2 separate regions of the Homo sapiens genome follow, and region 2 is linked to region 1. A link is a contact called in ENCODE Hi-C or POLR2A ChIA-PET data. All regions are on one chromosome and are shown on one strand. Each heading gives the region's core, a stretch centred on a gene start or an enhancer-like site at or near the end of the contact. The rest is flanking DNA. Distances are from core to core; before and after follow the strand shown.

Region 1 (3,476 bases), core at 673-3,172:
AAGATTGCTTAAGCACAGGAGTTTGAGACCAGCCTGGGTAAGGTGGCGAGACACCATCTCTACAGAAAGAACAAAACAACAACAACAGCAACAACAACAAAACTAATTAGCATGCACCTATAGTCCCAGATACTCAAGAGGCCGAGGTAGAAGGATTGCTTGAGCCCAGAAATTCGAGGCAGCAATGAGGTATGATTGTGCCCCTGCACTCCAGCCTGGGCGTCAAAGCGAGATCTCATCCCTTAAAAAAAGTAAAACGTTGTTTTGGTTATTGTAGGTCCTTCACATTTATATGAACTTTAGAATCAGCTATTCAGTTTGTACATGAAAGCCTGCTGGGAATTTGATTGGGATTATGTTGAATCTATAAATCAGTTTGGAGAATTGATACTGTTAACAATCTTGAGTCCTCTGACCCATGAGCACAGTATCTTCATTTATTTATGTCATCTTTCTTTCTTCCTTTCCTTTGCTTTCCTTTATTTTATTTATTTTTTTTATTATTATTTTTTTTTGAGACGGAGTCTCACTCTGTCTCCCAGGCTGGAGTGCAGTGGTGTGATCTCAGCTCACTGCAACTTCTGCTTCCCTTGCTCAAACAATTCTGCTTCAGCCTCTCAAGCAGCTGGGATTATAGGCGCCCACCACCATGCCAGCTAATTTTTGAATTTTTAGTAGAGATGAGGTTTCACCATATTGGCCAGGCTGGTCTTAGGTGATCTGCCTGCCTCGGCCTCCCAAAGTGCTGGAATTACAGGCGTGAGCCACTGTGCCCGGTCATGTTTATTTTTTATAATTGAGATTTTATTGGTTGTGTTGAGGATTAGTATACAGACATTTCAGTTTGTACACAGTTCTTATGTACTAAAAATCTAAAAAGCTGTGTATTGTAATTCTTTTTTAAACAGTTATTCCAGTGAGTTTCCAGCTTAAAATCTGGAGGCAAATTTTTAAGAGGCTGTCCAGTACCAGTATCTTAAAATGTTAAGTTACTGCATACATCCCACCAATTCACAGTTTAATAGCATATATACTACATATTCAAATTTTCAATCTTTTGCAGTACATTAACAAAGTTATTAGGAAAACAGCACTACCATGACTGAAGATTTTACAGAGTATGCACAATTCTGATAGGGAGAGCCATGATCAAGGAGTGGTTTTCTTTAGGAAACAATTCTGCTAAAAAATAACATAGGAATAGAAGTAATTTAAAATATTCAAGACATTAAATGCAGGACTGTGATTCCATATTGCCATTTTGTATACTTTGTATTGTAGGATATAAAAACTAATCCCTCATCTATGGAATGTCAGAGCCTCCCATAATTCAGTATCCCACACTATTTTCTGGTTGTACCAAAAAATAAACAACCAGCAAATGATTTCACCTCTTAAGAAAAGCATTTACACTTAAAAAATGGGATGAGGTGGGATTCCCTCCTTTTAAAAATGTTTCTAGAGCTACTAGAAAACTTATATTTACAAAATAGTTTATGAAAATATTCCTCTAGGCTGGGCACGGTGGCTCACACCTGTAATCCCAGCACTTTGGGAGGCTGAGGCGGGTGGATCAGCTGAGGTCAGGAGTTCAAGACCAGCCTGGCCAATATGTTGAAGCCCCGTTTCTACTAAAAATACAAAAATTAGCCAGGTGTGGTAGTGGGCGCCTGTAATCCCAGCTACTTGTGAGGCTGAAGCAGAAGGATTGCTTGAACCTGGGAGGTGGAGGTTGTAGTGAGCCTAGACCATACCGTTGTACTCCAGCCTCGGCAACAAGAGTGAAACTCCAATTTAAAAAAAACAAAACAAAACAACAACAATGAAAAAACCAGAAAATTCCTGTGGATAGTACAAGAAGGGAAACAGGAATGACTCATAAGACAAGGTATGTGATATTAATCACACTTGGCTTTTTTTTCCTCTGGCTTTCTCAGTTTAGTTTCTCTGTTTTCTGTAGGTAGGTAAATCTTTAGTTTCTTGGTTTGCCACTGCGATGTATTTTCTCTGCTTTCCTTTTCACTTTTGTTTTGTCTGAAGATGTATCCTTTCCTGCTGCCTTTTTTGGTTTCCTGTCCACTTTTGTAGGAGCAGAGTTAGCTGAGAACTGTGCTGGGTCTCCACCTGGGCTCTTCCTTCACTATCCCTTCAGCTGAGCTGACCTTCCTTCCTCTTTGATATTTTGGTGGTGGAGAGGCGCGAGAGCCTTGGTGAAGCTAGGCTGCCTAGCTATTGCTGTCCTGTCCCGTCCCATCCCGTCCCATCCCGTCCTCCCCAGTCTCTACCAGCTACTGAGACCTGCTGCGGGGGTTAGGTCATCTTTACATTCTCTTAGCAATTTGTAGTTTTTGGTGTATAGGTCTTACAGATTTTTATCTTTTGTCAGATTTTTCCCTAAGTATTTCATTTTTATTGATGCTGTTGTAATTGTTATTTTTTAGATTTCAGTTGTTCATTGTTAATATGTAGAAATGCAATTTAATTTTGTATATTGATCTCCTAAAGCTTGCTGAACTCACTTGTTAGTTCTAGTCCCTTTGTTATAGATTCCATTGGGTTTTTTACATAGGCAATCATGTCATCTACAGATAAAAGTTTCCTTATTTTCCATTCTTATCTGGATGACTTTTATTTCTTTAACTTGTTTGGTTGTACTGACTAGAACTTAATGGTGCAGTGTTGAATGAAAATAATAAAAACAGACCTATCTGTTTTATTTCTGACCTTAGATGAAAAGTAGTGGGTCTTTCATTACCTGTGATGTTAATGACAGGTTTTTCATATATAGTCATGTACTATATAACTATGTTTCCATCAGCTATGGAGCACATATATGATGTGGTCCCATAAGATTATAATTACCATATTTTTACTGTACCTTTTCTATGTTTTGATATGCAAATTTTTACCTTTGGGTTAAAATCGCCTCCAGTGTTCAGTACAGTAACGTGCTGTACAAGTTTGTAGCCTAGGAGCAATAGGGCATATCATATCGCCTAGGCGTGTAGTAGCTATTCCATCTAGGTTTGTGTAACTACAATCTGTGATGTTCACATGATGATGAAGTCGTGTGATGTATTTCTCAGACTCTTGTTAAGTGATGCATGTGTGTATTTTATGAGATTAAGGAAGTTCTCTCTCTTTTTAAAAAGTTTTTATTTCTATGTATGTTCTTATACAGTATGCTAAAGAAAAACTTTTTTAGGAGAGTTTCTTTAAAACCTTAAAAAAAAATTTCATTGAGCCCAAAATGTCATATGACGTTAAGGAAGTTCTCTTCTGTTCCTAGTTGAATAGATATATAAATGTTTAGAGTTCTTACATCTTCTTGATGAATTGACTCCTTGATCATTATGAAATTACCTACTTTCTGATATATTATTTATCTTGAACCAACTTGTCTGACATTACAATACAGTCACTCCAGCTTTCTGTTAGCTAGCATTGGCTTTAAAACAGTTTCATTGAGATATAAT
Region 2 (3,452 bases), core at 628-3,127, 210 kb before region 1:
TGAGCCTGGGGAGGCTGATGCTGCAGTGAGCCATGATCATGCCACTGCACTCCAGCCTGAGAGACAGTGAGACCCTGTCTCAAATACATAATAAAATGAAAATAAAAAATAAAAAGGAGAAGCTAGAGAACATAAAAGAAAGTCAGTAAATCACAGATGGTGGAGGACAGAGAATGAGTGAGTTTGGAGGAGGAGGTGTGGTCAAAAAAGTTAGATGGTGCAAAGAGATCAGGGAGAAAGGGAACCTTTGAGAGTGCCTCATAGAGTTTACATGAATAGCTCTGGCAGAAAATAAACCTTAATTAAATAGTACTTAACATTAGTTGTATATGTGCAGAATAGCCCTTCTGAGGACAAACCCAACAGCCCCATGCCCTAAAGATGTTTGAAAGCCCTGAAAATATCAACTCTCACCACAAACTGGGAGGTTAATTTCTAGGGTAGAGGATTTTATGTACCCCTCTCTCTCCCTGGGCCCAAGACCAGGCAGAGGGAGATTTGAATATGTGACAGAAGCTCCTCTTTGTCCCTTTGCCCAAGGAATAGTAGGTCTTTCATTCCATTTTAATTCAAACCATACTTTCATCCAGTTTTCCCAACACATGAAAACTGAGTTGGGAAAAGGGAGGTTCCTTCAAGTACCTTGTTGAAACAACTTCTCTCAAGTGGGTGGCATACCACATTATCCTATGTCATGCCCCACCCTGATTAATCCCAGGCACAGTTTTCCTTCTTTTCCCAAGAAGCCTGGCCCCCTAATTCCTTCTGCTCAGCCTTGACTTCTGAACACAAGTGGAACCTCCAAGCTGACCTTGCATATGCCTCAGAGAACTGGCAGTCTATATCACAAAACACTCAGAAGTGTTTCTCTAAGGTTCAGCTAGACATGGGTTTCACAGGGTCACTCCAAACAATAGTCCAGCAGGCATCCACTGGTCATGTGAAACCACTCCTGTCCATTTTTGAATGATGATACAATAGGTGAAAGGAGTGGTACTTTATAGGAACTCTATGAGTTGCTGAGTATTTCTTTACCTAACCTTGTCATAATTAATTTGAGAGCTTCTATCAAGTGTGTGGCTAAAACACAGATCATCTCCTTTTTAATATATTATTTCAAAGATCCCAAGAATATATTTTTCAGCCCATCATAGGTAGAGACTCATGAAAAAACCTCCTTATATCTTTCAAAAACTTGATTTTGCTTCTCTAAAGTCTGAATCACTGGCCTTATTAAGCATCATATCGCAGATGAACAGGATTATTTATTCAATTCCCAAAGAAATACATAAATAAACAAATAAAACACATCAGAACTAAATTTATAACTATTAAGCTCTGCTAATAATGGCCTAGATTATGCCAGGTATGACAGGTTAATAAATATTACCTTTTCTGTCAAAAAATTCAATCAGAGCTGAACTCTCTTCAGGAAAATATTCAACATTGGCAACTCTTCCCCCTCCATTATAGGGATTTTCAAAGAAAAGTTTTAAACTGTAGTCATCAGCACCAGGTGGCAGGTTTTCAACCCTGATTGTGTTTGTCACTTCCAGAAGTCTTGGAGAAAGCTGAAGTTGTTTAATTGAATGGTGCTTGGTACAATCATCAACAAATCTTATAGTATCTACAAACCAAAAAAAAAAAGAAAGAAAATCAGTAAATTTTTATTGTATCTTTATGTTGTATAGAAGAAAATGTCTGGCTACTAATTGAAATAAAAGGAAGAGCTAAGCACTCCATTTTTAGACACAAGATTTTAATACCTACATGAGAATTTACATACCTAAAACTCCCAGTCGCTGGGCGACACACACACGAATGTCTTACTTGGATTGCTGCCACTGAGCTGTGTCCCCACTTCCTGCCCCAGACCTCACCAACCCTCCTGAGGGTTTTCCCTACAAATCTCATTTCACCCCTTTCTCAAGCCCTTCAATGGCTCCCCATTACCTGCAGGTATGAGCGTTGACACTCCTCAGCCAGGTGTACAATGCCCTTGGTGATGTGACTCGAAACTAATTTCCAAGCATCACCTTCGGTTATTCCCTGCCATTCATTTTATTGTCCGTGTTGCCACAAAAACTAGTCATTATTTTTGTAAAACCCCTTCTCCTTGAAAGGGTCTTTGTGTATACAATTTCCTGCATTTGGAATGCTCTTCTCTAGTTTTTGTCTTGATCCTATTCATCTTTTAGGACTCAACTCAATTGTCTCTTTAATAATAAGTATTGGCCGGGCGTGGTGGTTCATGCCTGTAATCTAAGCACTCTGGGAAGCCAAGGCAGGCGGATCACCTGAGATCAGGAGTTCGAGAAAAGCCTGGCCAACATAGTGAAACTCCGTCTCTACTAAAAATACGAAAATTAGCCAGGCATGGTTGTGCGCGCCTGTAGTCCCAGCTACTCAGGAAGTTGAGGCAGGAGAATCACTTGTAGTGAGCTGAGATCACGCCACTGCATTGCATTCCAGCCTGGGCGACAGAGCAAGACTCTATCTTAAAATAATAATAATAATAAGTATTGATGGTGGGCCCACGATGTGCCAGGCACTGTGCTAGGATCTGAGGATACAGAAATAAATATAACAAATCTTTGCCAGTGCATCATCCATGTGGGAGCAAGTCTTGAGAGCAAATAAATTGCCTATTGTGGGATCAAATGAGGTGGGAAGACTAATACTGGGAATCAGACAATGGTTCCCAGAGTAAGTGGCTCTGATCTGGGTTTTGAACAATGAAGAGGGGTTTACCAGATGGATAGGGAAAGATCTATGTCAAGCAGATGGAATATATTCTGGACATTATGAATATAAACTTCACAGAAGCAAGACCAAGCCACCTTGTTTGGGTCCCTTTCCTCCCATTTCCCACAGCTTTTTGTTCACAGCTTAGAGACAGCTTCTTCTCTTGGACCTTCTTTATTTGTTTACATATGGGCTTCCTCCCTGACCCCAGGCTATGAGTTTCTCAAGGGCAGGAACCTGATTATTCATCTCTGTGCCCACAGCACCTAGACCAGTGCCTGGCACATATTAAGCATTCAAGATTCTGATCGATGAACAAAAGCAAGTCCATTTAGTTTTTCCTTTGTAAGAAACAGTAATAAATTTGAAATAAGAATAGCTCCCTTTCAGTCATTACTACGTCTCAGGTACTACGTTAAGTTGTTAAGCACTTTTCTTTTTCTTTTCTTTTCTTTTTTTTTTTTTCAGACACGGGGTCTCACTCTGTCACCCAGGCTGGAGTGCAGTGGCATGATCTTGGCTCACTGCAATCTCTGCCTCCCAAGCTCAAGTGATCCTTCCACCTCAGCCTCCTGAGTAGCTGGGAGGACGGGTGTGCGCCACCATGCCTGGCTAATTTTTGTATTTTTTTTGTAGAGATGCAGTTTCACTATGTTGCCCAGGCTGCTCTCAAACTCCTGGACTCAGGCAATCCATCTGCCTTGGCC

What was found. Hi-C counts contacts between places; a loop is a spot of excess contacts on that map. ChIA-PET counts read pairs that join two places held with the same protein, here RNA polymerase II (POLR2A). Pooled maps may share reads with other maps.
Region 2: a map of breast epithelium shows a loop between it and region 1 (11-fold over the local background). The contact joins two enhancer-like sites. A Hi-C loop is called at or near these places in 1 of 168 maps with a recorded cell type or tissue (breast epithelium), 3 of 37 single-sample maps with no recorded cell type and 7 of 50 pooled maps. POLR2A ChIA-PET finds 5 or more read pairs at or near these places in 2 of 52 experiments (OCI-LY7 and activated CD8-positive, alpha-beta memory T cell).

Annotation. Positions count from the first base shown.
Region 1 is chr3:122,481,682-122,485,157 of GRCh38, reverse strand. All of the region lies in intron 2 of KPNA1 (karyopherin subunit alpha 1), which reads left to right. Among named protein-coding and RNA genes, the nearest start is that of KPNA1, 32 kb to the left of the region's middle. RefSeq lists an enhancer at 1,927-1,986. Within about 2 kb of position 1,922, at least 7 of the 41 ENCODE cell types and tissues checked have a DNase peak (open chromatin) inside an H3K27ac peak, as active enhancers do.
Region 2 is chr3:122,693,601-122,697,052 of GRCh38, reverse strand. It overlaps PARP14 (poly(ADP-ribose) polymerase family member 14), which reads right to left. Exons shown (of 17, transcript NM_017554.3): 5 at 1,391-1,627. Among named protein-coding and RNA genes, the nearest start is that of PARP14, 14 kb to the right of the region's middle. Within about 2 kb of position 1,877, at least 3 of the 41 ENCODE cell types and tissues checked have a DNase peak (open chromatin) inside an H3K27ac peak, as active enhancers do.